Linked DNA regions of Homo sapiens: regions 2 and 3 are each linked to region 1. A link is a loop called in an ENCODE intact Hi-C map of the cell type or tissue named here. Cell type or tissue: A673. All regions are shown on one strand. Each heading gives the region's core, and the rest is flanking DNA. Links, peaks and the distances in the headings are about the cores only. Region 1 overlaps ROBO1 (roundabout guidance receptor 1). Region 2 overlaps ROBO1 (roundabout guidance receptor 1). Region 3 overlaps ROBO1 (roundabout guidance receptor 1).

The links. Hi-C counts contacts between places; a loop is a spot of excess contacts. Peaks named below come from ENCODE experiments on the same cell type or tissue, not always from the same donor. Only the 100,000 strongest peaks of a DNase experiment are listed, where the experiment ranks them.
Region 2: a loop joins it to region 1, with 2.3 times the contacts of the local background. A loop is called at or near these places in 4 of 110 quality-filtered maps.
Region 3: a loop joins it to region 1, with 5 times the contacts of the local background. A loop is called at or near these places in 17 of 110 quality-filtered maps.

The regions. Positions count from the first base shown.
Region 1 is chr3:78,972,846-78,983,341 of GRCh38, reverse strand. The region is part of intron 3 of ROBO1 (roundabout guidance receptor 1); the gene reads left to right. Among named protein-coding and RNA genes, the nearest start is that of MIR3923, 530 kb to the left of the region's middle. In A673, for the core only: a CTCF peak has its summit at 5,111 (motif pointing right); DNase peaks (open chromatin) are centred at 4,091, 4,231 and 5,091; H3K4me3 peaks cover 1,515 bases; H3K27ac peaks cover 2,306 bases.
Region 2 is chr3:78,911,880-78,922,375 of GRCh38, reverse strand. All of the region lies in intron 4 of ROBO1 (roundabout guidance receptor 1), which reads left to right. Among named protein-coding and RNA genes, the nearest start is that of MIR3923, 590 kb to the left of the region's middle. In A673, for the core only: no CTCF peak of the experiment used is centred there; DNase peaks (open chromatin) are centred at 3,165 and 4,625; H3K4me3 peaks cover 1,539 bases; H3K27ac peaks cover 2,696 bases.
Region 3 is chr3:78,654,970-78,665,465 of GRCh38, reverse strand. ROBO1 (roundabout guidance receptor 1) reads left to right here. Exons shown (of 31, transcript NM_002941.4): 15 at 3,352-3,473; 16 at 4,205-4,436; 17 at 5,659-5,780; 18 at 8,197-8,368. Among named protein-coding and RNA genes, the nearest start is that of LINC02077, 610 kb to the right of the region's middle. In A673, for the core only: CTCF peaks have their summits at 5,683 and 5,884 (motif pointing left); a DNase peak (open chromatin) is centred at 5,865.

The DNA of each region.
Region 1 (10,496 bases), core at 2,833-7,832:
ATTAGCCTGTAGATGTGTGTATAGGGGGAGAAGGTGAAAAGAAGGGAGTGTGTAAACTTGTTCTTTAGTTGTTGTTACGTAGTTTCAAATTTCCCTTTCTCAGACATTTAGCTCTAATAGATAGCTGCGATTAGCACATTAAAACCTTTCCCAGTGACCTCAGCTGTTTTTCTTGTTTGAAAATGTAAAAACTCACTTTATTTCAGGAGTTTCAAGACTAGCCTGGGTAACATGGTGATACCCCATCTCTTTTAACAACTACAAAAATTAGCTTGGTGTGGTGGTTCACACCTGTAGTCCCAGCTACTTGGGAGGCTGAGGTGGGAGGATCCCTGGAGCCCAGGTGGCAGAGGTTGCAGTGAGCCATGATCATGCCACTCCACTCCAGCCACAGAGTGATACTTTGTCTCAAAAAAATAAAAAAAAAAGATGTGGTGTCTCACACCTGTAATCCCAACACTTTGGGAGGCCATGGCCGGTGGATCACTTGAGGTCAGGAGTTCGAGACCAGCCTGACCAACATGGTGAAACCCCATCTCTATAAAATTAGCTGGGCGTGTTGGTGCATGCCTGTAATCCCAGCTGTTCAGGAGGCTGAGGCAGGAGAATCTCCTGAACCTGGGGGGTGGATGTTTCAGTGAGCCGAGATCACGCCACTACACTCCAGCCTGGGCAACAGAGTGAGACTCCATCTTGAAGAAAAAAAAGAAAAAAGTAAAATTTACAAAAAGGCAGCTATGGGGCTTACTTTTACAATGTAAATGACTTTAAGTCAGCATCTCTGATATTTCTATAATTTTAAGATATTATTTTCCTAAAGCAAAATGCAATTTTAAACCCAGTACTAGCATTTGGTGGGATGTATGTGTGTTTGTTTATAGACGTGTGTATGATGCAAAAATGCTCATTATTTGAATACTGTAGGAGTGAAGGGAACACTTCCCCTGTCCTCTCTGAAGCTTCACTGTAATTAACTGACAATGGATGGATTAACAGGAGAAAAGGCTTACAAAGGTATTAATATGCAGGCGGGAAAATCATAGGAGAGTGATTACTCAATAATCCAATGAGATTTAGGTACTTATATACCCCTCTTCATAAAGGAGAAGGAATTGGGGTGTAGGTAATTCCGAGGGGTAGTAAATGATTATTAGGAGAAATCAGTGAGCCGAAAGAACACAGGATTGCCTGGGACAAATGTCCTCAGAGCTCTTGCGGGAGGTGATGACAACTTTTGGAAAGGCAAGAGGTAGAACTTTCCTGTGAACAAAGGTTGTCTAATTATGCAGATAATGTCTCCCAGGTAACCTCTGGGAGCTGCCCTCAGTAGAATACAGAACAAGGCTGTCTGGATGTGGCAACAACTTTTAGTCTTTTTCTTCTTGGGTGGTTAATCTTTTCTGTTTTTTATGAGATTCCTGCAGTGGGGGTTTTAAGACAGTTGGATTTCATTGGGAAGAAGTTTTTCTCAGATTCAGGAATTTCTAGGGAAAGTCCCTCACTGTGGGTGTGTTTTTGTGTGTGTGTGTGTGTGTGTGTGTGTGTGTGTGTGTTGGCAGGGGCCAGGGGATGGGAGCGGAGAAATGAGAGAAGGCTGGGAAGTCCTTGGTTCTGAGGCGGCCTTCAAGCCCTTCCAATTTATTTTAATCCAAAAGTGCTCAGTGTGACAAAGTGCTATACTTCGGGTATTGTTCTCTGAGCCCTGGTACTACTTTAAGGGTAGAGGAAAAGGGAGAGTTGTTTAATGAGTATATAGAGTTTCAGTTTTCCAAGATTAAGAGAAGTTTTGGAGATCTGTTTCTCAGTAATGTGAATATACTTAACACTACTGGATTGTCTATTTAAAAATGATGAAGATGGTAAATTTCATATTATGTTTTTTACCACAATTAAAACAAGAAGTTCAGTATTTAATGTAGACATAAGTGCTACTGCTTCCTGAGTTTTGTGTAGTGAATGTGGGGCATTTCTTTGTTATTTGAGATGCTGGTTGATAGTCATGTAAGAGGGTGATGGTAATGGGCTTTTGAAAGATTTAAATGAGAATTTGTGTAAGATCTTAACATTCATAGTCTATGACCCTTTATAAATGTGAACCATTACTATTATTTAGGGTACTATAAAATAAACTGTAATATACTATAATTTATTTAATTATGTAGAATGGCATATGATTAAGTATGCATACTCAATGCCCAATTACCAGCCATGTGAGCTTGGGAAAGTCGAATTTTTTTAAACATTTTATGCTCCAGTTTTCTCATTTCTATAATGGATGAAACAGTAATATCTATTTCATATCTTGCTGAAACTATTAAGTTAACACATATAACACATATCCCATGTTTTATACGAATGACTGTCATCATCCTCTGACTTTGATGACTTAGAATGTAACAACAGTTTGGATGTTGGTAGTAGTTTATAGTTTAAATTAAAATATTTTTAAAACTCACAAGTTATTTCCAATAATTATTTCCTCATAGTTAATATTATCTCTCTTTATGAGTTATCTTAGCTGTATTTACCAGGGGTGTAAGTTTTATTTATTTCCATGGACTGAAGTGTTTTGAGGAGGTTTATAGAATTACATATACCAAAGCAAGGGGGAAAAAAGACCTAGGAAACTAAGTTCCACATAAGATGGAAAGTTTGGTGGTGGTGGTGTTTTTAACTGAAGATCTTTCAACCAGTTTCCTATGCTACAAACACTAGTAGTTATTGTTACGGTGTTTGTGTTAAATGAATATCAGACTTCAGAGAAACAGCAATTTTACATGTGGAAACCTGTGATGAAGATAGTCAAGAAGATATTTAAGTTTTTGGTATAAAGAATATTCTCCTGTTGGAAAAGAATGCTTTATTAAAATGGTAACCTTGTGTATTTATATTTTTAAAATATTTAGAGTTTTTGTGTAGGTTCATGAAAGTAGTTGATTCCTCTTGAAGTTTTCATAATGCTGTGGCATGGTGACATTATGCCAAACACAGATGAAAGTTTGTATGTTGTTCGTATGGATGTTTTTGAGGTACATGTGGGACAGGAGGCAAGGAGTGGTGATTGTAATCCTTACCATCTGTCCAGACATCTAACATCCTGCTCAGTCTTAGAAAGGTAGGTCAGTTTCTTATAATTACAGTTTTGGGCTAATGTGCCTCTTTGAACATGCTGAATTCTTACTTAATGTATTGATTTTTAAATATAATTATAACATTAATTTAATTGAATATATGTGTTTGGAACATATGGTGTCCCTCGGCAAATGTTTTCTTAAATTATATGCTTGTACATGTATTAAAGTGTAGGAAATTATTGTTTTACTTGTAACATGCTCAAGGTGCGTTTTAATAAATATAAGGAATACCCTGAGGCAGGGAACAGGAAGATCAAAAGCTTTTTCTATTTTAGAAAGCAGTTTTATTACTGTTGATTATTAATTTAAGGATTTATTTTTGGCGGGTAAAATGACTAGGAAGGGTGTGAGCCCAAGTAGATCTCGTGTGTGTGTGTGTGTGTTTGTGTGTGTATTCATTTTCTTTCCTTCTGCCCGCATCCTGTCTTCTCTCACTTCCCCCTCCCACCTTTTTGTTTCTTATGCCAGGGGGCTTTCATAGACCCCCTTAAAACAGCAGAGCTCCCTCTGCACTCTGGGGACAGATTTCAATGAACATAGTGTTGTTTTAACTCTTTGGTTAGTAAAGGGGGTTGAAAGCTAAAGAAGTAAAACAGTGTCAGGAAAAACAGTCATCAATTTATAGTATCCTAAGTTTCCCCAAATCTCTGAGATTCTTAATATAAATGTGAGAGATCTTACTTAGTGATACTTTGTCAGAATTTTATCTACATTGCTGAGGAGACAGAAATCTTTTAACAGTTTCCTTAAAGGGACTGTAAATTTCAACAATTATTCAGTCCATTGCTTTCAGCACCTTTTGTTGCCTTATTAGTGTATGGAACAGCAGGGTTGTAACGGCAGGAAGAGCCTGTGCATTTTAATTAGCTCCAAAGACAGTGTGAGATAAAAGCCCGGATTTTTTCCTCATTTTTATTTCACGTTGGCTGATTAAGGATGCTATTGTAGGCTGAGCTGGCTTGACCTAATCTCAGTGACCACTCATTTATGGAAGGGGAATGGCACAAACTTGCTCTAGTTTTCTGAATGGGATTAGGAAAGCACTAATTAGCAAACCCTGAAAGCCATGAGGCATGGACAGGAACACAGCACCCGTCCATAAGAAACAAATGCAGTCTGGGGAAACATTCACCAATTGAACCAATTCATACTTGCATATATTAGGCACTTGGTGATGTGTTTTCCGTTTTTAATTACTTAACCATGAATAAGAGCCTGATGTTCCTCAAGCTGTACTTGATAATTAAATAAATACTTCTGCCCTGAAGGGAGATGTCAGAACTTGAAGAGTACTAATGTTGATAAGGAGGTTTGTAAATAGTTGGAGAATAGATTTCTAGCTGTATCTGACCTCAGCTGGGAGGGAGATGGTGGGAATACAGTCTACAGAACTTTAAAATTAACTCATTCAGTTTAAGTAAAGTCAGATTTTCATTATTGAGAGCGAAGATCTATTTTAGGATCATCTGGCCCTTTACTTCTTTTTTATATACTGTACTTCCTTTTAATCGTGCAGAATATTATGGAAAAAGTACAAGGCTCTGCACCAGCAGAACTAGACCTGGATGTGAATTGAATCCCTGTGCTGCTAACTAGTATGGGACATTAGGGAAAGTCCTTCACCTCTTTGAGTCTCGGTTTCTCTACCTTCAAGATGAGGATAATATTACCTACTTTATAATGTCACTGTGAAGCTTAGGGATAATATGGGCAATACTGTGTGTGGTGCCTGGCGTTCAATAAGGACTCCCAAAGTGCCTGTCGCCATTAGTATTATTAATACCAGTGTTGTCATTTCTCAGCATTTCAAACAAATGTAAAGCAGCAGTCTATGGAAGAAGTAAAAACTGAAGACACCTAGTCTAGAAACTTGGTCCAAGGAGGACAGGGTTATTTGGTTGAAAGGAGATTGCAAGTTACACATGGATTTCCCTCTTCATTTCTCCATCCCCCCACTACCTTGGTTAATTGAATTGGCCACTAGATGGAAGCATATATGTTTACTGGTTTTTTTAATCTGTGAACCAATAGGTCATTTATAATGTGTAAATCTGAAATCAAAATATCATCTACAGTCAATTCAATCTGATAATTTTTGAAATCTTTAACTAACTAGACTGAGACTCTTCTGTATTTGAAAAAAGAGCAAAAATAACTAAGATTCTGGAGCTGCATATTGCAGATTTGAATACATGCAGTTTATGGTTAATGTGTTGGTAATGTTTAAAAATAATTAGCAGGACATTTTGTCTTGCCAGTTTAGATGGCACTATTATAATTATTTTTAAATTCATTTATATACATTAAAACAGCTTACTATATAGATATTAAAAACATTAATAGACTGTTAAGTAGTTTTTCTCAGCCTACAGAGACTGGTGAGAGTTTCAGTAAGGTCCTAAGTGATCCTAATTACCAGTGTGAGCAGTAGTGCATACCTCAGTGAGTAGGAGTAAGGAACCTCCAAATGTGTGACACTAACATTGTGGTATATATTTCTAGGTGGATCAGGAGATTTTATTTTCTCATGGTTAGTTTCCTTTATACTTTCCATTATTTCTTTTCAGTGTAGCTTACGGAATAATCTTTTTTTTTAAAATATATATTATATATATATTGACTGCTTGAATCAAGATCCTTTGCTAATTGCTACAGTTAGAATATGAAAATGTAAAAATTTCTGTTCCTGTTCTTAAGGAGGTTACATTGCTGTTTGAGAGAAGAAAATAAATATTCTATTCAATTTAAGTAATTATTCCAGAGAACAAAGGAAAATGATTTAAAACATTTCAGGAAGAAATCATTTCAAGCCAGAAAAAGTTATTTTAATTAATCATATATCTTGAAGAAGAGAGTAAAAAGGAGAGTAATGGGAAAGAAAAGGAAATTCTAGGATGAGGGAAGTGTGTGAGTAAAAAGCAAAGCATGTGGGAATCTCAGTGAGTAATCTGATTTTTCTAAATTAGAGGAAAACTGTGGGAATTGAGGTTTAAAAAGATAGACTGAGATGAGGTTGTGGATGATTTTAACTGACAAGGTAAGTGGTTTGGGATTTAATCTGTAGAAAATTGGAAATATTCTGCTTAAATGGCCATAGTTATTTTACAAGAGAAAGAAGTGTTTTTTGTTTGTTTGTTCTTGTTTTTGTTTTTGTTTTACCAATTTTGAGTTTTGTTTTAAAGTTCTAGTTGAATCCCCTTTTCAAATAGCATGAAGAAATTTAAAGAAAATGGCACTTGGTGTTACACAAAGTTCTGATTTTATCATTGAAATGTAAGGAGGTAATACGTAGGTTTGCTATAATTTGTGCAGTTTACATGGCAACCATATATAGTGGTCTTTAAAGACGTTTTGGAGAAAATTAATATATTGTTTTTGCTCTCTTATGCATAGGGTTATCTCATGTGCTTTAATTGCTGGACTCATTATTAGTGTTCTCACAATGAAGGAATACACCCTTGGTTATATTAAGTGAAGAAAGACTTCAAAAAGGAATAGCTGTATATATAGTATATAGGTTCAGTTAGTTACTGATGAAAATACAGAATCAGCATAGGATTGAGATAGAACTAAAATTGGGCAAATGCTGCTGTAGAGAGACAGAAAAGGGCCAAGAGTTTGTTGACAATTAGTGAGGGGTTTGTGGGGTACCATAAAGGTAAGAATTGGCTTGTTATGTGCCTTAAGCCAGAAGCTCTGTCCGAAAATATAGGCTGCATGTAAATCTGGGCAGACAGAAGGCTGGAATCCTGAGGGATCTCCAGTCTCATAGGTTCCTGATAAGCGCAAAGACTCACCGGCACAGTGGAGACAGCCTCAGGTCAGGCTCAAGAAGTGGGTGGGCACTAACAGTACTAATGAAACTACATGATTTAGGGCTACTTTATCCTTTTCCTCTATTCTTCAGGTAACTGCTCCTGTCTGAACTTTGGGATGCAGGATGACCCTGAGTCTCAGTTGCATAGTATAGGATGAAGATCCATTTTTTTCTTGCCACTGTTATTTCTCAGTACTGTGCCTTAATTCTTTGCTCTTGATTTTGAGACTGCGCTTTCTGGAGCAGTTCTAACATGTGTATTGCACTGAGTCTGTTTTGCTTAGCACTTATTCGATGCCATAGCCTATTAATAGAATGAAGAACCAATTCTGATTAAACTTAGGATTTAGAAAACACAAAAACAAGAACACAATTAACAAAAGAACAAAATTAGGCTGACTTTTACGTTATGCTGTATATTTTAAGTATTTGTTGAGTAAAGGTCTTTATGCTGCCTTAAACCAAGTAAAGCATTTTCAGGATCAAAGTTGAATGTTAGGAAATAATGGTCTGCAATATCACATGAATATAGAAACATAATTATGTTCACCACTTAAGAGTTGGTACTTTTTTCTTCCTTTTTGTATTTGTTGCAGAATACCTTGGGCTATGGAAGAGGTGGACGAATTAATTTCAGTGCTTATGTAATCACATATTCAACAACTGTTTTTTCTTGACCTCAACATTGCTCATTTGCTGTCTAGAAATTTGTGATCTAAAAACTTTAGCTTTGAAAAGAAACTTATTAAAAGCTTGTTTTTATGTCTGGCTCTACTAAGTCTTTTCTACCTTATCTTTCATTTCCTCTCAGTGGTTATCCCCTCTCCCTTTTTTTAAAACCAGGAAACTAAGGTTAAGAAACTGGTCACCCAGGTTTACACAACTAGCTAAATGGCAGAATTGAGAGTCTCTCCAAGAACCAATTCTCATTCTTTTTATCCACTGTGCCCTCAATATTCTCTCTCAATATTCTCAGGAAGGCATACTGGCTTTATTTTTATGAAACCACTGATAAAATTGTTACCAAAGTTATTTTATCTGATCAAACTCCCCTTATATGTAAGCAAAGACATGAACATAGGAGATAATCTTTCACATGCTATGATATATTCAGAGCTAATTAGCATGTACACTTAACTGGCTTTTACTGTCAGAGCTGGTGTGGAAGATATTTTAGTTTAAGTATAAATTGAAGATATAAGAGTGAGATTAGTCTAAGAGACTTTTTAGAGGCAGGACCCGTTTCCTTAACCAACTGTTTTCTCTGTAGGGCTCAGTATCCTGCTTTCATTCCCATTTTAATAAAAATTCTAATTTACATTAGAAGGGCCCCAAACTCACCAGGAAAATTACTAATCAAATTAAACTTTCTGGCTCTGATTTAATTTGGCAGCATTAGTAGACATGGTCTTAGGCTCTTGGGGAAAAAATTATTGAACACTAGTTTTAGCTTGACTAAATGTAATCTAATATAGAATTTTACCTTGAGCAACCAAAAATTAAATTATTGTATTTGTATTTATAAATAGGGACTTTTAAATTTGGGGTACAATATTTGCTTGTCTTCATTTATCCATTCTCAAATGATATATCTTTGAAAAATAGGAATAGATACTGTTAGTTTATATTAGGTATGAAAACAAGAAAGAAAATCAGCAGAGGGACTTGGATAGAAAAACCATTAGATGTGATCTCTTCACCTGTTAAACCCAGCTGTCCCTTCTGGGATTTGGCTTTGTGTTCTGAGAACCATTTCTATGAAAATCTAACGAGGAAACTCTAAACTGCTGGTGACAAGAGTAGCCTATTTTACAAACCATGCAGTAACCAGGATCAAGTATCAGAGTACAAATTCATGCCTCTTTCTTTTTTTCGTATATTGAGTTTGGTGGCATTTCGTAAAACTATCTATCCTTCTATTGCCAAGCTGACTAATCGACTGGTCTGTTGACACCATCTGTCTAAAGAATCCACAGCCGCTACCATGAGTTTTGATTCGGTTTTCAATTGAAACACATTCCATCAAGAAAAGTGTCCTTTTTTTTCTTCTTCTTTTTTTTAATTTCCTAAGTCTAAAGTTCTGAATCACTGGAATTTCCCTTTCGTTCTCTCTCCCTCTTTGACATTGTTGAAACATATTCATTTAATGTTGTATTTCAAGAGAAATGAGTACCATGGACTTTATTTGTACACTAATAGAAATTGTTATATTGGCCCATGATGCAAATATAATACAGGATGCCTGTAATATTTGAAGATAAGTAATTTAGGTATAAGTTGGTTTAAAAATTATTCGCTAATGATGTTTTTTTTTGAAATTAAAACAGGAAGAATATTTTGCTTTAAGAAAAATGCTTTTGATTTGGTGAATACTTAACAGTTTCATTTTGGTAGCTCATCTACTCAGTCTTATAACTTTCTGCTAGACCAAAGTTGTACAATGCTGATTACGTATTTGTAAGGAAAATATGATACACACTCAAGAGTTTTGAAAATAATTCTCTAAGAAACTTAATGTGACTGTACTACATGTCCACCTCAGACATTATTGTTTAGAATAAAAACTTTAGAACAATTCAGAGAACCGATATATGATAAATATGCGATATTTATGTAACCTTTTTCATCTGAATAAATTAAATTTTTAGCTAACATTACTTCCTCAGTTCTCACTGAAAAATATGAAAAGTATGCCAGAATTTATTTAATTGCCTTGTATGCTTGGAAGTATATAGTAATCTGTGGTGATTGCAAAAAAGTTTACCTTCAAGCTGTTATTAACCTAAGAAGCTATATATATATATATATATATATAGCTTCATATATGTATAGCTTCTTATATATATTCTTATATATATTATATATAGCTTCTTATATATATAATATATATATAGCTTCTTATATATATAATATATATATAGCTTCTTATATATATAGCTTCTTGTATAGCTTCTATATATATATAGCTTCATATATATATATATATGAAAGGTATATAATTGAGTATTAGTCATAGATAAGAAGATAGGTCTTTTTTTCAGTACAAAGGGGACATGGATGATATTGGTCTAACAAGGCTTAATGGAAGACAAGGAGATAAAGAGAGCCTTGAAGGCAATGGAGAAGTGGAGGAGTGATAACATAAAATTTCTAGCAAGTTTTCCATGGTGACACAGTCCAAGGGAGGAAAAGCTGGAATTAATAGGGAAATTAGTATATTATGACTATTTCATTGCAAGCAAAAGAAACTCACGGAGTAACAACAAGACAGCAAAAACTCATTGACTCATTTGCTCAAGCCATAGAAAATGCATTGGCAGGATCAGACTTAAAAGCCAAGTGAAACTAATGACTGAGTGCCATCAGTGTGCTCTGGTTCTCTTTTCTCTGCTTCTTTTTGTGTGGTTGTTTTATTTTTCTACTTTACAGACAAATCTTTTTTCTGTGCAAGAGCAAACATGATGCTTGGCATCTCACAATCTAATAGCTTTCCCCTGCCAGCTCCAGGTAGGAAAATCCCAGGAAGGATTCCAGTTTCCCCAACA
Region 2 (10,496 bases), core at 2,367-7,366, 60 kb after region 1:
GTGTCTGTCTAGGATACATTGGTAGGTAAGGGTAGACCATGATCATTTTTGGCAGAAATGAAGCCTGTTTCCAGAAGGCACGTTCCTCCATGATTTTCCTGAACATTTTTGGTTGATGACTTGGGGGTCAGGGAATCCATTCAGGTGAGAGGTTAGTTTTTTGGTCTTCAAATTGGAAGAGCAACTTTAGCCTTTGATTTGTATTATCTTCTCACAGCAACTATTATGTTGACTGCCTGTACATGCCTTCAATACCATGTAAACCTAGTTTATCTTTTGTATATTTGATTTCTTAGATGGTTAGAGCTGCCTGTAATCCCAGCACTTTGGGAGGCCGAGGTGGGCAGACCTCATGATCTACTAAATAAGAGAAATTTTCTCTTATTAATAAGAAAAACCCATCTCTACTAAAATAAGAAAAAATAGCTGGGCATGGTGGTGCACGCCAGTAGTTCCAGCTACTCGGGAGGCCAAGGAAGGGGAATCGCTTGAACCCGAGAGGCGGAGGTTGCAGTGAACTGAGATCGTGCCACTGCAGTCCAGCCTGGACAGAGCAAGATTCTGTTTCAAAAAAAAAAAAAAGGATTGTTAGAGCTGTTTCCTGTTCTTTTATATGTGTTGTGTTTTCCTTGTACATAATATTTTGAAAACTTTAACTATTCATGCCAGATTTTGTTCCCTGTTTAAAAGTGTGTTTCTGTGTCAGTGAACTTTTACATATTTTATATACAAACATACCCATTTGTATTGTTACTCAAAAACTTTTGAAAAATGCTTGTTACTTTCCTAAAATAAGGTGAGCTTATATTGCGAACAAAATCGTATTATTTCAGAGGCATTCCATTTGGGACATTTACTGTACTACAGGGAATCTCTCATTTCAAAATGACCTGTGTTGCAGTTATTGTTTATAAAACTGTTCATTTATCTGACATAAGGGGCTAATCAAACTGCTTAAGTACATTCCTGGATGTTTGGAAGATTTTTAAGCGCCATAGAGAGGGTACTTATGCTATGGAAATTGTGTTTATATATATATGCATAATTGCCACTGAAATTCTGAACAGACCCAAAGGAAGAAAAATACTGTGATTTAAATAAAGCTAACATAATTAATTTATATCTATTTTATATTTGACTTAGTGGGATAAATTGTTTTGTGGAAAACCATATTATAAAATAGTCTAAGTTTTTTATAGTTGAGGAAGAATTTGAGGTGAAAGATCATGTTAATTGTAACAATTGCCAGTACTTTGTGTTCACTATGTGTCTGGCACTGATTTATGTTTATTAATTTACTACATCCTCAGAACAATTCAGTGAAGTAGGTATTACTAATATTCTTACTTTGAGATTATGAAACCGAGGCTCAGGTAGTTTAAATAAATTTGCCATGTCACACGCAGTGGCTCATGCCTGTTATAACCAACACTTTGGGATGCTGAGGCAGGAGGATTGCTTGAGGCCAGGAGTTGGAGCCCACTCTGGGGAAAACATGTTGAGATCTTGCCTCTGCAAAAATAAAGTAAAATAAAATTTAAAAAAAGTAAAAAAATAAAATCAGCTGAGCATGGTGACATGCACCTGTGGTACCAGCTACTTTGGAGGCTAAGTTGAGAGGCAGTGATGGGAGGATCATTTGACGGCCCAGAGGTTGAGGCTGCAGTGAGCTGTGTTTGTGTCATTGCACTCCAGCCTGGGTAACAGAGTAAAACCTTCTGTCAAAAAAAAAAAAAAAAAAAAAAAAAAAACTGAAAGAAAGAAAAAGAAAGGCTGGGTACGGTGGCTCATGCCTGTAATCCCAGCACTTTGGGAGGCCGAGGTGGGCGGATCATCAGATCAGGAGTTTGAGACCAGCCTGACCAACATTGTGAAATCCCGTCTCTACTAAAAATAAAAAAAAGTTAGCCGTGCGTGGTGGCACCTGCCTGTAATCCTAGCTACTCAGGAGGCTGAGGCAGGAGAATTGCTTGAACCTGGGAGGCAGAGGTTGCAGTGAGCTGAGATTGTGCCACTGTACTCCAGCCTGGGCAACAGAGCAAGACTCCATCTCAAAAAAAAGAAAAAAAAAATTGTCCATGCCTATAATCCTTATGTTATTTTGTCTCTAACAGTTAAAGCCTTTCATTAATCATGAAGGATTCTTAATCATGAAAGTGAAATGTAGGACAAATTCATCTTGTATGTAAGACAATTACCTTCTCACTAAATAATGCTAAGGCATGATATATTTTATTTCCTTTGGGAATATAATTGTTACTATAGTAGTCAGTATGTTGCAAAATACGCAGTTTTTAATTTACATTTTCCTATTTGTTTTCCGAATTCACACTGAATCATAGATAACAATCAGTACAATGTTAGGATTGTTTTACATTTAATTCCTTCTTACACATGAAACTATTACATTTTCACCCTGCCACAGGTAATTGGTTCCAGACCTTTATGTTTTGCATTTAGGATTAAGCTGTGGCTTTGATATCTATGCATTATTAGCAAATCAAGTTATCACAAGATTAGTATACTAAAAAATGGATTCCTCCAATAAAATTTGAGATGGGCTAAAAGGAGGTAAACTGCTAGTTGGTTGTTTCTTCTTTTTGCCTTTATTGTCCTTTATTAAGGCCTATAATTTTAACCTCCATCGATTTACCTTCCTCAACTTTTTCTGTGATGTAAAGACAAAGTAGCTTTGGGTAAAGAAACCATTATTTAATCTGGCCCTGTAAAATAACATGACCAGGGAGATCATGTCCAGGCAGGATCAATACTGAGATCTTCTGACATGGAATAGGTAATCTTTTAAAGCCTAGATATTGACAGGACAATCCACTAAGTAAATAGCTGGGAAGCAGTAAAGCTTCAATTGGCTTACCGTGTTAGCACATACTATTTCCATTTTCTTGCAGTGACAAGGCTGTTCTTGGGCCATGTTCAGCTTTCTTTTAGGCCCATCTACTTTGATTCTACTTAATTGATTCTCAACCTTGCTTGTTTTATATTGTCAGAATCACCTTTTATTTTTCAGTGTTAAAAAAAGACAAGAAGTTACTCATCTCTGGCCAGTAACTTTCAGTGATGTGAAAGTACTAGTATTTCAGTCTGGCCTTGCACTGTCTAAGCTAGTCTGTGTGTGAATTCCCCTGTTCAGAGGATCCAGTGAGTCACTTTGTGAGGATACACTTGAGCCTGTTTGAAGCTCACGTAACCATAATCTCCCTATGGTCTGATGTAATAACCGGTAAGAAAGTCAAGCACAAATTGATATATGTCTGAGGGTTGTAGGCATAATTATCTTAATATGACACTTTAGAAATAACATATTGTCGATATGTCATTGACCTTTTTTCCAAAATGGGTAAAATATTTGTAAGTGTAGATAAAATTATGACAGTGTGGTACTTTCCTTTGCTCCAGAACCACAAGAAAGAATCACTAACTTGGTTGCAGAAACATGTGTTGAAGAATTAGGTTACCTAGATTAGGACAATTGCCAGAATGCTTCCTTTTTCATATCCTTTTTTCATAAAGTACTCACTTTATGGTTGTGGGCTATGAGTATCTGTGAGTATTGTGTTCTACATGAGGTTTCCTAGAAGTATGTGGGACATATGGATATTTGTACTTAACTTCCTGGGTACCTTAGAAGGCAGCTGAGAAGACCAAAGAAAAGCTGAAGTTGACAGTCTAAACTTGGAAATTTTAAGAAAGAAAGCCAGAATCTAATTGAGCCAGTCTTTTATTATTTTTGGCTGTCCTCTAACAGACTACCTAGAGATTGTTTTATACCCTAAAGAGTATAAAACACAGAGCAAACACTAAGTTAGGAAAGATTGCTGTAAACTAACTGAAACAAAATCCCCAAATTGCCAAATAAGGGATAATGATTCATATAACTAATTTTAGTTCTCTGAATTGAACAAAAGTTACCATACCATGTTAGAATCTTTCCTGGGTTAATAACTTTTCCAAGCCGCTCTCTGTCATGGTTGGTTTTCATACATTTTTTTCATCCTGTGAGCACTCTGGGTGTTTTATAGACCATAGACATTCCAAATTTTTATATATTTCTCTTTGCAAAATGGGCTTTTCACTCTGATTTCTTTTACATCTATAGATGTAAATGTCATCAACACAATTTAACCTATTTCATGGGAGAAGGAATAAATTAGAATTATTTTACAATTTTCCATAAATGGTTTACCATATATATGTGTTCTTTAAATAGTTGATTAAAAATCTACTATTCACAGACTTGAATGCTCACAATCTAATGTTTTCATGTTTAACTTATTGTCAATTGTTATTCAGCGTCAGTTAATATGTACTGAAAGCCTTTGCATGGCATTTCCATGTGCATTTCTGGGCTACATACTTAAAGAAATACAACAATCACAAACAATGTAGGTTCTGTGTCGTAGTAGCTTCTGTCCTTAAATATTAATATGAATTCACATAGGAAAGTGTAAAATGAAGGAAGATATTTTCTGAATGGAAGCTGAGAGTTGTGGTTGGAAAAAAAACCACTCATTTCCTTCTTCCTTGCTTTCTTTTTCAGGTTCTTTGGATTAGAATTGTTAATAGGCCAGACAAATCTGTCTAAAATAAATCCTTCAAAGCTGAGTGAGCAATATGTCCCCAGAGAAATTATCTTACTGGGACATGATCTGAGTTTATGCCAAGTTCCGCTTAAAGGTTCCGGATGTTTAAGGACTTCTTGACACTGCAGTTTTAGTTCTTTCTTAAGTATGCCTTCTTTTTCTTTATTATAGCTGATTATTCATGATGGAATTTCAGATTTTACAAAATTAATTATTTCTAGATGCAAAACTAGTGAGTTTACCATGTTCAACAAATTACATTTATATTTAAGATGGCCTCACAGTCAAAATAGCCTAAATTTGTATAATTTAGCTTAATTTTTCATAATTATTTCAAAAACGTTTGTTATTTTTCTAAAAGATGATGTCCCTGTTAATAAAATACTTTATATTTTTAAAATAAGTAAATAGTCATTTAAAAACAAACTCTGACTAGTGGATCACAAGGTCAGGAGGTCGAGACCATCCTGGACAACATGGTGAAACCCCATCTCTACTACAAGTGCCAAAATTAACTGGGTGTGGTGGCGGGCACCTATAATCTTGGCTACTTAGGAGGCTGAGGCAGGAGAATCGCTTGAACCCGGGAGGCAGAGGTTGCAATGAGCCGAGATTGTGCCTCTGCACTCCAGCCTGGTGACAGAACAAGACTCCATCTCAAAAAAAAAAAAAAAACGAAAAACAAAAAAACAACTCTGACTATACTGACATTAACCATTATTAAGTGGGAATAAGAATTTAATAATTTAGCTTGAGAGCTCATAATGAAATATTTTAATTTCAGACTTATCTGATTTGCTAATGCTTAAGTCATTTCTTTACTCAACCTACACTTACATAGTAAAGTTGTGGGTGAAAGTTTTCCTGGTCTCACTCGTTCAAAGAAGATGGTTATGACAGTTTTTAGCCACCATATGGGCTTCTTTTGTTTTCTTCAAAAATAGAATACCTGAATTCACACAGTAATGTCTATCCAGACCCTTACCCACGTGAACTAAGCTAGATAGTAATTTCCAGAAACTACATTATTTAACCAGACTAAAGAATGTAAATCGAATGATTATAATACCATACTTAAAGTCAAAATCACAACTATAATTTTGCAGAAAGCTTCCAGTTTTGATTAGATATAAGGTAAGAAATATTGATAAAAGATTACATAAATAAAAAAACAGTATTGCTTACTAATTCCATTTTTTTCTTTTTTTTTTTTTTTTCTTTTTGAGACAGATACTTGCTCTGTTGTCCAGGCTGGAGTGCAGTGGTATGATCTTGGCTCACTGCAACCTCCGCCTCCCAGGTTCAAGCAATTCTCCTGTCTCAGCCTCCTGAATAGCTGGGAGTACAGGCACCCGCCCCCACACCTGGCTAATTCTTGTATTTTTAGTAGAGATGGGGTTTCACCACGTTGGCCAGGCTGGTCTCGAGTTTTGACCTCAGGTGGTTCGCCCACCTCGGCTTCCCAAAGTGCTGGGATTACAGGCGTGACACTTTAGAAAAAGAATAAAGTTGTTTTTTTTTTTTTTTTTGACGGAGTCTCGCTGTCGCCCAGGCTGGAGTGCAGTGGCGCGATCTCGGCTCACTGCAAGCTCCGCCTCCCGGGTTCACGCCATTCTCCTGCCTCAGCCTCCCGAGTGGCTGCGACTACAGGCGCCGCCACCACACCCGGCTAATTTTTTGTATTTTTAGTAGAGACGGGGTTTCACTGTGTTAGCCAGGATGGTCTCGATTTCCTGACCTCGTGATCCGCCCACCTCGGCCTCCCAAAGTGCTGGGATTACAGGCGTGAGCCACCGCGACTGGCCCAGAATAAAGAATTTTTTAGGCTGGGCACAGCGGCTCTCGCACTTGCACTTTGGGAGGCCAAGGCAGGAGGATGACTTGAACTCAGGAGTTCCAGACTAACCTGGGCAGCATAGTGAGACCTCATCTCTATAAACATTTTTTAAAAATTAGCCAGGCATGATGACGCACACCTAGTCCTAGCTACTCGGGTGGCTGACGTGGGAAGATTTAAGCTGCAGGGAGCTGTGATCATCCCACTGCAGTCCAGCCTGGGTGACAGAGCAAAACCCTGCCTCAAAAAAAACAGAAAGAAATGAAGGAAGGAAGGAATTTTAAATGCATATCTTCAGTAAATTTTACTAAATTTTATGTTAATAATTAAACTTTATGTCTCAGTAAGTATTATACAAGATATTTATAAAAATTGGTATAAATAATATACATAAAGTGGTAAGAGGAAAAGCTAATCATTCTTAAAATGTGTGGAAATGCTGGAAATATGTTATATCAGATAAAAATCTATGTTAATCTGCTCTATTTATTATGATTTCATTTGGAAGTAAAAATGGAGGATTATGAAGTTAATTTGAAAGTAGAAATTGAATATAAATATCTTTAAACTTTTGTCAGAAGCGGTTAAAATTAAATCGGAAACACCTGGTGGTAATTTTTCTTTTTATCTCTTCAAATTTTGAAATATTTTCAGAATTAGGAAACTCTTTTTGAACATTCTTGATGTTTCTTACTATTAGGTGCCTTCATAATCTTAGGTAAGTCTGAATCTAAACCACTGTCAGTTTCATATATTTGAGCATTGTGTTTCCAGGATCCCAGAGTACAAAGGCTAAATTTGACTTTGTCATAATAGATGATAGTGTTTCATTACTTTATCATGCCACATGCGGAATAAGAGTGCCCTGGTAGGACCTGTATTTTCTATATCGTTTCTGTCTTCTCAGTTTGCCACTGTTTTTGTTTTTTAATTTGTATCTTAATTTTAATCAAACACCTAATAATGCAAAAAGGGAGCAGGCACATTTCCAAGTTTTCTATGCTGATCCTTGAGAAAGTACATTCATATATTATATAATAGATAATTGATATGGCATTTATTATCTTACCTTAAGAATGTATTTTCTTCATGTATGCATTTATTTTCATTTTTACCTAAGGTTTTAGTTAAGTTTAAATGGGTAAAATTAAAAGCATATTTATATAAATATATATATATAATTTATAAAATGTATACATGGTATAATATATAAAATTATAAATAAAATATATACCTATAAATATAAATTATAAATAAAATATATAAATTTTATATAAAATTAAAAGCAACTATTTTCAAAGCTCTTGTTCAGAAACTAAGCAAGTTACGTGTAATAAAAACATTGATTTATATTTTTGTTTCTTGTGGCCATTCATTGAAATTTGGAGTAGTGTCAGGGAAATACTTGGAGCCATTGGAGCCCAAATAGGATGTTGATTGGACATTGGGCATGTATACTAAATATACACAGATTTTTCATCTAGTTCTTAGGGGCATTATAACCTTAAACCTTTTCAACAAAATTCCTTATGTCCACTGAATAAACTAGGGTTTGAAAAATAATGTAATTGTTAACCTTTGAATTTGCGTATGTTTCTCTTTATTATGGTTTGTTGATATCAAATATTTGGTAAACTCGTATACTGTCTATTTCTTTCCATTTTTGATGCAATATGGTTTATATAGCCTTTATGATTTTTGAAGAGATTTGAATAATGTAATATGAAATTATTGTTGCAAATTGTGAAGCACAACATATGTCTCTGGCATATTATATAGTCAGTGATTTATACAAAATGAAACTTAAAAGTGAAGAAATAACGGCCCATACATTAAAATGTTTTAGCCATATGGGAGATTCCATTTTCTTACTGCCATTTGTTTCTTTTGAATTGGTTTTCCCTTGCCCTCAGATAAGATGAAAATCACACCCTTGTCCTCATACTTTGATTACTGAATCTTAGTGCTCAATGAATGAATTGTTCTCACTACAAAACTCAAGGCCTGGGGCCGTGAAGTTTTCTTGGTCTCTAGCCTAGGGAAATACGACCCTCTCTAGAAGTACTTCCCATGTGCACACATAAAAGGGCTCTGTCTTTAACCATTATAATAGCTTTCTGCTTTCCTTTAAGAAAAGTTTTGTAAATCAAGAAAGCTTTTGTAATGTGTTTCTTTAATCTCTACTTGCTTCTCTTTATTCTTTTTATTTCAAAGTTTAATCAGAAACTCTAACATTTCACAAGTTGAAAAAAAATAAAATGTTTCAGTAATACACGTAACACCGTAAGACAATATATTAATACATCTGCAAACATCAGTCTATTATTTTCCTTTGTGAGGACTGGAATTTATTACTATTTACAAAGGAGAGATTATATTTGAAATTATTTTTCTCTTTCTAGTTAATCCAAAATGAATCAATGGAATTTTAAATATTTTTTTTACTCTTTTTTAAATAAATGATTTCTCATTGCTCTAGATTATTAATCTTTTGGATTAATTTATATTGGCTTGACATTTTAAAAATTGAAAACTAAGCAAAAGAGGCACTGGTAAATCTCTTGTTACGTCCCTTGCTCAGTTGACTGCGATACATAATGTAAATATAAAAGGGCCACAATTTTGGGTTTGATTTCTATTTAGCTGGGTTAGCCCTACTGTCACCAAAACAGAATTCACTATCTCATCATCCATATTCTACATACTATTGGTGACATATTAGGCTGGCCAAGTATATAAATTCATTTGAATATGATGCACATTTCTACTCCATTTATTCCATCGTAGAAATGCACATTTATTTAACCATCTCCATTTGTTGGCTGGAAAGTTAGTCAAAGAACTGATATAATGGTAAATATACATTTTATTTTTCAAATAAAGGTAACATTTTTCAGCTGTCGTAACAAAAAATCATATCAAAAAATCTGTGCTTCTTTACATATACTATTTCTGTTGAGTGCATTCAACAATATAATTGTTTTGTTTAAGTGAGGAGGAGAAAATTGGACGTTCAAGAGGGCAGTAACCAGCAGAAACACTTCTTGTGACTCATACACAATTCTACATTTTTATTCTTCAAACTAAAGATAACATTCTTTTTGTTAAACATCTGATGTTTACTCACAGATTATGTATGTGATCATTTGAAAATTAATGTTTTTTAAAAAGGGTAACCTAGGTTTTAATTTATTGTGACATACAGCCTGAACTTTCTACGGCTTTGAAAATAAACTCACAGTTTTCTATTTGCACATGGATGCTTCACTATTTAGCTAAAATTGATGATATTATCACAAATACTATAGCTTGTGCAAGGTTTCAAGAACAAGGAAGGAAGTTTAATAAAACAGAGGCTGAGACTCAGCTTTAACACCCTGTCTCCCATGCTAATCTCCTGTTTACAATAATCCATTACGAATATTTAATGGTAGGCAGCATGCAGACCAGAATTAAAGGACATATGGGTACAGTTATCCTGGTTAAAATGGCCAACGTGCCTTGTATTGTGTATGGAAGATAACAGGACAGGTGGTAATCTGTCTTCACGGAGTGGAGACAGCTGGTATTTTCTGTAAGCCGAAGCCATCTTTTTCAATGTAGTCTCACCTCGCAGCTGATATGTTGCTTATTAGTATAATTTAAAACATATATTGATGTTAAAAACCATGCTCTCTTTCTGTCCAGTATAAAAATGCAGCTCGTGGCACAGCATAAACAGATGAAAAATATGTATGTATATTCCAGTATTTGTAATTAAAATCATTCTGCTTAATTTAACTGTTTTTTAACTGTAAAATCAATATTATCTTTAGGCTCATCTATAAAGTATTTTTTCTTTAAGCTGTGTAAGGGAACTTTCTTCCCTGTGTTGCATATTCTCCAGACTTACGAAGTTATTGGGGGAATTATTAGTTCATTACCATCAAAATATTTTTGTTAAATTTCATTTTAAAAAATATTTCTTCTCTCTTGTTTAAACTACAGTATGTTTCATTTCTTATACTAAAGAAAGACTCACTGGACATGTATTGGAATCAAAATAGCGGACTATCTCA
Region 3 (10,496 bases), core at 3,179-8,178, 320 kb after region 1:
AATAGAGCAAATTAAAAAGTCTGGTACTTGAACTTGGGTTTAAAAAATTAGCTGTAAAAGGATAGACTAAAGACAGCAGGCTTACGGGAAGTATATGTGAGTGTGTCAGGGCTTTCGGAGTGATCTGACTTTAAAATAAAACACCCATCTGAACCGACTGACGGATACAGTTGCCAAGAGAACAAATGTAGTCTTAGCTGGCACTAGAATTATGCCTGGATCAAGTAATTTTTCTCTTTTTACTTAGAACTATTCAGTTCATGAATGGAGTAATGTGTTTGTTCTGGAGACTACATTTTCAGATGGACTTTTAAGAGGAGGACAGTAGGGATAGTCGATGAGGCCGCATGAAAGGCTGAAAATCACATCATATGAAAAGACATTCAAGGATCTAGGTATGATTAGGCCAGAAAATAATAACATCAGAGCAGACATGACATCTTTTCCTTAACATTTTAAGAGACTGCCGTATGGAAGAGTTATGCTTATTCTAGCTCGAGGCAACAGAAAAGGGCCCATGAGAAGAAGTAAAATTGAGGCACATATCTTGCCTATTCTTGGACTTCATTTGAGGCTGGAAGCCTTGGATTATAACTGTAATAAGAACCTGGGGAATCACCTGCAAAAATATTTCACTGGAGGGACCAGAAGGCAAACACAGCAAGGAGAAAAATGAGGGGTGAGGAAATTCAAGAAGGACTTGTTGGAAAGTGATTCATAAGGGAGCAGGCATAATTTCTCTAACCATTTCTGCAATGTGGTTGCAAAAGAATCTTCCCCAAGTGTAGATACTTAGAAATGAGCTGGGGTCAAAAGCTAAAGGTGCACAGATATAGGGCACAGGTTCCGAGTACAGGAGTCAGGTAGACCTATGTCATGGTTGGAGTTAGAGCCTTGTTATGTGGTAATCAAAGTGTGCTTTCCCAAAGACAAGATTTGATTATGCAAGGAAGATGAGATGAGCACCTGGCAGTTAGGGGTGGTGGTCATTGTGGCAGAGGTGCGGCTGTTGTTACCATTGTTAGTTACTATGATTCCTCACCCATGTGCCCTGTCTGTGTATCATTCTTGAGCCCTAGTTTTAAAAGAATCTATACAGATACATATCATACCTAAGATGATGTCAGTTATTATCAATGAGTGGGGCCTGGATAGGCTCCCCTCTGAGGTTGTGTATACGAAGTTTTAACGTTGGGGGAAACAGTTTGGCTGGAGCAATTAGGTCTTCTTTAAGTCTAATTCTGAATGTTGAGAAAGACCTTTTACATTGTCATACGTTTCTTTCAGGAGAAGGAGAACAAAAACAGTAACAGGATCAATTCATAAACTTCTCAAAATTATATTATCAGGTGTCACTTTCCCTTTTTCTCTCTGCTGTGAACATTTCTATTATAATGTTATAGACTGCTGTTGCTGTCATGGGTACTAGGTGGGAGAATCTAGCAATTTTCATGAAGGAACTGACTGGTAGGTTTATCTCAAATCAGAGGAATTTGGGATTGGGATGCAGATCATGGCAGTTATGTATAAAGTGGTTATTTCTGTATTTGAAGATACTTTCTGAAAGGGGGATGATTTTGTGAGGATGGGAGCTTACGTATGAGGGAAGTACTTGGAAACTGACATCATATGTGTGTTTTCCACACATGAATACATTTTAATTGAACCTATGTTTATTAAGCAACACCTATGTATATGGCACTATGCTATATACTATGGGTCCACAATCCCTGCTCTGAGGAAAAGCACTTTTTATGTCTTACCACAAGACAGCTTTTACCACAGCCCTCAGGATTAGCTGCCTTTGATGCCACCATCTGAAGCATAAGGAAACTGAAGAATAGTGAGATTAAGAAATTGTTCCAATGTTACGTGGTTTTTAAGTTGCCGAGGTGGGGTGCAAACCCAAGTCTGTTTCATTCCAAGTATTTCACTCTTATCCTAGAGATGGGTGACAGCTTGAGTCGTAGGAGCAATTGAGACCAGTGGGTAAGGAAGAGATGGAAAGGTGACAATCAAGTGTTTACTCCGTAGAGGCTGTGATAATAGTTATCCTGAGGGCAGGTCCTAACCAAAAATATTGGTAAAGGAAGATGAAGTATGGGATGCCAGAATTATCCCAGTTGTTTTTTTTTCATCTTGCTTATTTATCAGCTTAATTTCTAGGTTAAGTATAAAAACAACCAAACAATATGTAAGAGTGTTTGATATCAATCTCGATGTCATCTCTTCCACTTGCCTAGCTTCCCTGGACTTCATCCGAGATACTTAGCGATCTCATTCTTAGTATTCCTGCTTTTGCTTTCTACCCAAGATCAATTGTTTGACGGTATTTAATGATTCATTAAACTAAAATTCTCATTTTAATTTTTTTATGTAATGGGGAATCATCTGGAATGTAGGTGCCAAAATACAATTCTTTGAGAAAGAGAATTCTGAAGTCCAAAAAACATTTTCTTCACTTCCTCCCATGTATTCCCTGTTACTATTATAAACAAAGCAAAACATCTGTGTTTAGAAAACCGCTTCAGAAATGGGCAAATGTTTTTTTGAGTGTAGACTTTAAGAAGCTTATAAAAAAAAATTAACATTAGTAGCCACTTCATTCTTACTGTGTTCTTAGTTTCCTTCCTGAAATTTTGGGGCTTTTGAGATTAAGAACTCTTTATTAAACCTTCTTTACTATGATACAATAACTAAACTAAAGGATCATCAATTAAATAAACGTTAAGTACTTTTTTCTCATGAGTCTAATCAGCTTTATTTTATTTTACTTCCTTGCTGGCATCTGTATCACCTCCATTGTAGCCACTAACTTACCATATACCTTCCATGAGAAAATATCCAAGTTCATCTTAAAAGCTGTAAAGTATCTGCCTTCTTTCTGTTCTTGGTTTTCACTAACCATATCTCCTTTCTTTCCATTGCTTAGCCACTCTGCTACAATTTCAGTCTCTTTTCTGTCTTGCATAGTTAGGATCACTACAGAAGGTTTTCACAAACTCAGGGAATTGCCCTAGTGCCCTCATTTTCATCAGGAAAGTGATCGTTACATGATAGGAGGAGCCACTAAATGTTGTTATTTGCCATTGTTGTCTTTGCTTCCTGCTCTTTTTGCCTTTCTATAATATATGTCCTCTGCGTTCTCTCTACTCTCTCTATCCCCTCTTACTTTCCTGATCCTAATAAAAAGGTTAAATTATTCCTTTTTTTTTTTTTTTCCGAATCACAGCCTGGCTTGGACTCTTCTTTACTGAGAGTTGCTATGAATGAACAGTTTGTTTCACCATGCTTTCATTCCGTTCAGTAACGTTGTGCAGACCCTGACACAGTTTTCTTGACTTGTTGTAGATGTCCTACCAACAAGTCAGGGGGTGGACCACAAGCAGGTCCAGAGAGAGCTGGGAAATGCTGTTCTGCACCTCCACAACCCCACCGTCCTTTCTTCCTCTTCCATCGAAGTGCACTGGACAGTGAGTTGTTACAATATTTGATCTCAGTTTTAATAAGCGTCTGCGAGATCATTGCAATGCATATAAAATGTAACTATCTGTTGCCTACTTGTACATTAATGATAACTTTATAGTGTAAGCACTGTTTATTACAGTAGCTATTAGTTTGGTTTAAACAGAAAAACATTGCATCTTGAGCCTATTTTTTTCCTATTGTGCTGCAGTAGTGAACTTGACCTGTCTCAGGAAAGAAACAGATAGTATTAACTGTGTTATGTAACTTGTGATAGGATCATTATTACATGAATCTTTTAAACTTAGAAATATTTCCAAGTAGTATTAAGTAGGCTTTTAAAATCAGAAAATCATCAAACATTTTAGCTTCTCATCCCCTTGACCCAGGGATGTCCTACATGCAATGTCAGAGCTGCCATCAGGCCTCACATTTCTGCATGAAGCATAGAAGTTAATGCCACCGAAATTTTTATCAAAAGATAGTGGAATTTTTTCAGTATTCTACTTATTTGAATGTTTTAGCTGAAGATTCTTTTGGATTTTCTATGAGCACACTCATGTTGTCCACAAATAATGATTTTTATTTTTTCCTTTCTAATTCTTACACATTTCTTGTGTAAGAATGTGGGATGAAGCCAGACAGAATTTTGTGCATTTTATAACGTTTAATTTTTATTATTTTCTGATGAACCAATACAATAATATGAATAATTACATTTTACTTGTCTTTTTAATAGGTAGATCAACAGTCTCAGTATATACAAGGATATAAAATTCTCTATCGGCCATCTGGAGCCAACCACGGAGAATCAGACTGGTTAGTTTTTGAAGTGAGGACGCCAGCCAAAAACAGTGTGGTAATCCCTGATCTCAGAAAGGGAGTCAACTATGAAATTAAGGCTCGCCCTTTTTTTAATGAATTTCAAGGAGCAGATAGTGAAATCAAGTTTGCCAAAACCCTGGAAGAAGGCAAGTATGATGAAGCGTTTGATTTCCATGCATTGCAGTATATTTGTTAGAATTTTATTAGCTTAATTTAAATTGTTATAATGTTAATAGTGGCATTAATTACTAACTTTCTTGATATTGAACATACATTTTGCTAACAGTATTTGTTTATTTAGAAAACTAGAAAAGCAAAATGCTATAATAGTTGACTTGCTTCAATAGTGGCCTACCTCAAATGTGTAAATGTGAACATTATATTACTTAATGGCATATAGAAATTTAATTATTCAGAACTAAAATTCACATTTAAAAATGAAATTGTTTTCCGTTTGGTTTATTTTCCATTCAGCATTTTCTATTTGTTTATTTTGATCCATGATTTGAATAATGTGTTGATTTGCCCAGGACTTCGTGGGATTAGCATTTTCTTCCTAAATCTCATCTCTTTTAAAACACCTCAGTTCTAGACAAATCACTATAGCTGACCACCCTATTCCTAGAAATTAAACAATATTTACATAAAGGTAAAAGATTACATTAACTAACAACAGGATTTTTCCCAACATGTCTTTGTCACTTTGGCTGTATAAGTAATTATCATGAATGATTAATATTCATTTTCATACTTTTGAACATTTCGGGGGAGAACATGAGACTAGAGTTACACGGTAGAAGAAATAGGAATTGTCCTGGGATGTTTGGTGGAAACAAGGTATTTAACTTTGGTTATGGAAAATTCACCGTGGCAGTGAATTAGCATTGAGTGAGGAACAACTTAGGTAGTTTGGGACTATTCAGACTTGGATGAGATACATCTTTAAAACATATGCAGCTGGGCACAGTGGCTCACGCCTGTAACCCCAGCACTTTAGGAGGCTGAGGCGGGCGGATCACCTGAAGTCACGAGTTCGAGACCAGCCTGGCCAAGGCGGTGAAACCCCATCTCTATTAAAAATACAAAAATTAGTGGGGCATGGTGGTGGGTGCCTGTAATCCCAGCTACTCAGGGGGCTGAGGCAGGAGAATCGCTTGAACCCGGGAGGGGGAGGTTGCAGTGAGCCGAGATCATGTCACAGCACTACAGCCTAGATGACAGAGCGAGCCTCCGTCTCAAAAAAAAAAAAAAAAAAAAGCATATATTGATATAGTATTAATACATCTATTATTGGGTTTGATATTAATTACCTGCTTTCAGTGTTCTCTAGCACATTCTAATAACCTACCTTTTAAAACAATTTAATAGCACCCAGTGCCCCACCCCAAGGTGTAACTGTATCCAAGAATGATGGAAACGGAACTGCAATTCTAGTTAGTTGGCAGCCACCTCCAGAAGACACTCAAAATGGAATGGTCCAAGAGTATAAGGTATGAGTATAATATATATATATATTAATGTCCTGATGGGCAGCCCCCACCATTCATAAAGAAAAAGCAGGCTGGTATTTGTTTATGGATATTTGGCGCCATCTGCTGGTCCAAATAGCAACATGTAAAATTATTTTTAAAACGCTTTCTTGTTTATTCAGTGATTTTGAAATTCTGATTCAGGTGGTCTGACAGGGGCCCTTGCACATATATCTTGGTGAATCTTTTGGCGATTCTGATGTGCATCCTTAGTTAAGGCCCAAATAAGACTATACATGTTCTTCTGAGGAGCAAATTAATCTGTACGGTAACCAAGTATCCTGAGCAGAATTTTAAGTTTATTTTATTTTCAAAAGATTTTTAAAAACAAATTGAGAAACCTCTTTATGAAATTTGTGTATATGAACAGTGTATTTTTTAAAGTATTTAAAAGACTGCCATAAGTGCACTGTGGATGTTTTAAGATATTTCAAGTAAGATTTTCTAGATAATTGAGGCATTAAAAGGTAAAAGTCTCTGTACTTTTAAGTGTTTTCTTAAGAGTTTCAAGGCTGTCTCAATACTGAGGAGTGACAGGATACTATGTGTTAGTCTAGAAAAATAGAATGTTATAGAAGATTTTTAAGGATTTAAAATGGGTGATGTCTCAGCTCTCAAGCTAAATTGTGGAATGTAGGCATTTTCCCCTAAGAGTCAGAACTCATTTCTCTCCTGAAGAAATGCAAAAGGGTGGATTTCACGTAACTTCATGGTCAATTTAAAATAATAAAATGCCTTTCAGAACCTGATTGACTGGTACAAAATCAGTTTGTGGCTTTGGTTCAGCTGTATAATGTAAATGGGATTTTTAAAAAAATCACAAAAGAGTCTTAATTTCCAAATGGTCAGCTCCTGGTATAGGGTCTGAGCATTTCTTGGTGTTATGTATTGAAACTATATTAAAATAATATTAACTTTCAAAGAAAATATAAAAAGATAAATGATGGAAGAGACTAGGCTTAGATTTCTTTTAAATCTCACTTCCTATTAGAGTTTAGACAATTGTCTACTTAAAGTTAATGGTATATATTGCTTGAGAACATCATAAGGAATATAGAGTATGTCAGTTGGGCGCTGTGGCTCACGCCTGTAATCCCAGCACTTTGAGAGGCCGAGGCAGGCAGATCATCTGAGGTCAGGCCGGCCTGGCCAACACAGTGAAAGCCCGTCTCTACTAAAAATACAAAAATTAGCTGAGTGTGGTGGTGCACACCTTTAATCCCAGCTACTCAGGAGGCTGAGGCAGGAGAATCACTGGAACCCGGGAGGTGGAGGCTGCAGTGAGCCAAGATTGCACCACTACACTGCAGCCTGAGCCACAGAGCAAGACTCCATCTCTAATGATAATAATTAATAATAATGAGCATGTTTTTCTATAGATCATTTTCTTATGGAAACTGAGCTTGAACATTGTCGTGCACCATATCCAAGTTCTTAAACATCGCAGAAGATCACTCACTGATGAATCTGTTAGTGAAATTTAAAACAAGGATTATAGAATAGTTTGAAAATCTCAATTTCTTGAGAATAGTTTTGTATCACAAATATTATTAGCCAAGTTAATCAGGTAACTCTTTGTTATTAGAAGAATGCTTTTTTCACATCAAATATGTATTGCTATTCTTTATGTTCTCATGTATGCTGTGAAGGACTGATAGTCCCATTTAAATAGAAGAGCAGAGGGCAAATTGTCTCTCATTGATAATATAGTTCAGTGTACCAGAGGTTGAATAAAATCCTGAGATGAGGCTCACTCCTTGTGTGCAGTTTTATTTTTAATAATCATATTTGTGCAAACTACTTTAGAGTATTCAGAAGCTCTCCTTCCTTTTCAATCAACTACTCCTTGTAAAATGTGATGTTCCAGTGCCCATGCCAGGCAGGTTGATCCCAGAGAACTGTTGAAGTACGAGGCTTGGCGTTTCCTACTCATTTTTGTTTTACAATATCTGGTCATCTGGGTCATGCCTAGAATGCAAATGTTGAATGAGTATTATTCTTGATCTGCATAGACACAGCTATCTGCAAGGTACTTATTTAGCTGGCAGATAATGTGTTGGTGTTAAAAAGAAATCTAAATGAAGTGGGCTGATAGAAACTACTACCTTCAAGCACAGATTTGTAGACTTACCTGATAGAACCTTTTAAAAGTATATGAGAAAGTAATAAAGATGCCTTGAAACTACTTTTAACGTTAAACTTGACCAGAAGATTGTTCATAGAACTAGATTTTAGGGAAAAAATGACTTTGGAAACTTCTTATGGTAGTGCATGACAGTTTAGTACTCTGTCTGGGTCTAAAACTGCAACCCTGTGTTGATCTTTGCATTCATTTAGGTAATTTACCAGCTTGATTTTTGTGATGTGCTTCTTACAGGTTTGGTGTCTGGGCAATGAAACTCGATACCACATCAACAAAACAGTGGATGGTTCCACCTTTTCCGTGGTCATTCCCTTTCTTGTTCCTGGAATCCGATACAGTGTGGAAGTGGCAGCCAGCACTGGGGCTGGGTCTGGGGTAAAGAGTGAGCCTCAGTTCATCCAGCTGGGTGAGTGTCAGTGCAGATCCAGTTTGACAATCTCTCACTCTACCATGTGTCCCACTTTGCTTTTTTGCATGTGGCTGAGCCACCCACCATTGCTAATTTAATAGAATATGGAATATGGCTTAGAGCTACAAAAAGGTGTTAGCTTTACTTAATATGTAGGAGAGAGAAAGAGAGAGAGAGAGAAAGAGAGAGAGAGAGAGACAGACTAGATGTAGATATATGGACGTAGATATCTCAACTAAACTTGAACATATCTAAGCACACATTTTTGATATTTCAGGCAAAAGGTTGTCAATATTCAATGTTATCCTAATCCTGTCCTATATAATTTTTTTATCTATTCAACAAATGCTATTAATTGAGCACCAAGGATACCTCCGTGAACATGAAAGACAGTCTGCACCTTCATGGAACTCACAGTTGCTTGGATTTAAGATCAAACAAATAGGCCAGGTGCGGTGGCTCATGCCTGTAATCCCAACACTCTGGGAGGCCGAGGCAGGCAAATCACGAGGTCAGGAGATCGAGACCATCCTGGCTAACATGGTGAAACCCCGTCTCTACTAAAAATACAAAAAAACTAGCTGGGTGTGGTGGCGGGCGCCTGTAGTCCCAGCTACTTAGGAGGCTGAGGCAGGAGAATGGCGTGAACCTGGGAGGCGGAGCTTGCAGTGAGTCGAGATTACACCACTGCACTCCAGCCTGGGCGACAGAGTGAGACTCCCTATCAAAAAAAAAAAAAAAAAAAAAAATCAAATAAGCAAACTTCAATTTAAAACTTAAACCAGGTATTAGAAGTTTATAGCAACGACCAATTTATATTCACAGGTAGTGTCTATTTAAAATTGTAATTGTTTATTATAACAAAAGGTAGATTGAGATGTCAAAGAGTATTGGAATATGTTTATATGCTGATTGCTTAGAAAGTTAAACACAATTTGTGCCTCAAACGTGGTTAGATGAATTAAAAAAAAAACTAACATCAAAAGCTTCATTACCACAATTCACTCTGGGCAATATGGCATGAACATAAAGTACAAATTAGTAAGTGCATGCTAGTAAAATCTAAAACAAACAATAACAAAACAATGACAAAATACCATTGTAACTGAAAAGCAAGAAGAAAGGTTCAAATATTAAGAAGCTACATGTAAATTATGAATGATGCCAAGAAGCATATAGCACCTTTATGTTTTTGTCTTCCAGATCAGAAGTTAAGCATTAGTAGTATTTTATTACTAGCGAAATATTAGTATATGTTATTAATATTACAATCAGTTGTTAAATCATCAAAAAGGATCAGATGTATGAAGCTTTGTAATTCACAATTACATACTAGTTTTGCATGTTAATAATATTGGTGACATCCTGGAAATTATTTCAAAACAAAATTAAGAAACACCTGGTTTTCATAAACTTCATTGCTATACATAAAGAACTTCACATTTATTTTGAAGAATATTATTGATGTTCCATTGTTTAGACAATGTGAGTTGCGGTAATAGATACACTTGCAGAATTTCTGTCCTATAAGACAATAACGTCTACCAAAGTCCACTTGTGGGGTGGGGACTCTGTTCCACACACACATTGAGGATCATAGGCGGATGGGTTAGCCTCTTTATCATGGGGCTTCTGAAGTGGACCCTGGGCCTGTAGCAGGGGGAGGAAAGAAACACATCGTCTATGGGAATGTTCAGTGGTACAGGTCTAGACATGGTACACATCACTACTCCCAGTGTGACTGCAAGCAAATGAATGGGGTAACCTCAAAACTAAGTCACTGGCTAGGAAGGCTCCTCCCAACAGCTCTATTATATGAGAGTCCCATTCAAGCTTTTAGGGAAAAACTTGCTGTCTCTATCATAGCCATAGGCTAAAATTTGATTTTTGCACTCATGTTACCACTAAAGAACTTATCCATATAACTAAAAACATCCTGTTCTCCAAAAACTATGAAAATATTTTTTTTAAAAAAAACCAATGATTATATATAGAAATAAAACTTTTAAACAAAAATAGCTCCTGGTTTGTTTCAAGCAACACAAGAAACTGTAAGAAAATAAGTTGCTTGATGCATCTGTTGAACGTTTATATGAGATGTGGAGGAAAACAGTTTATATTGAGA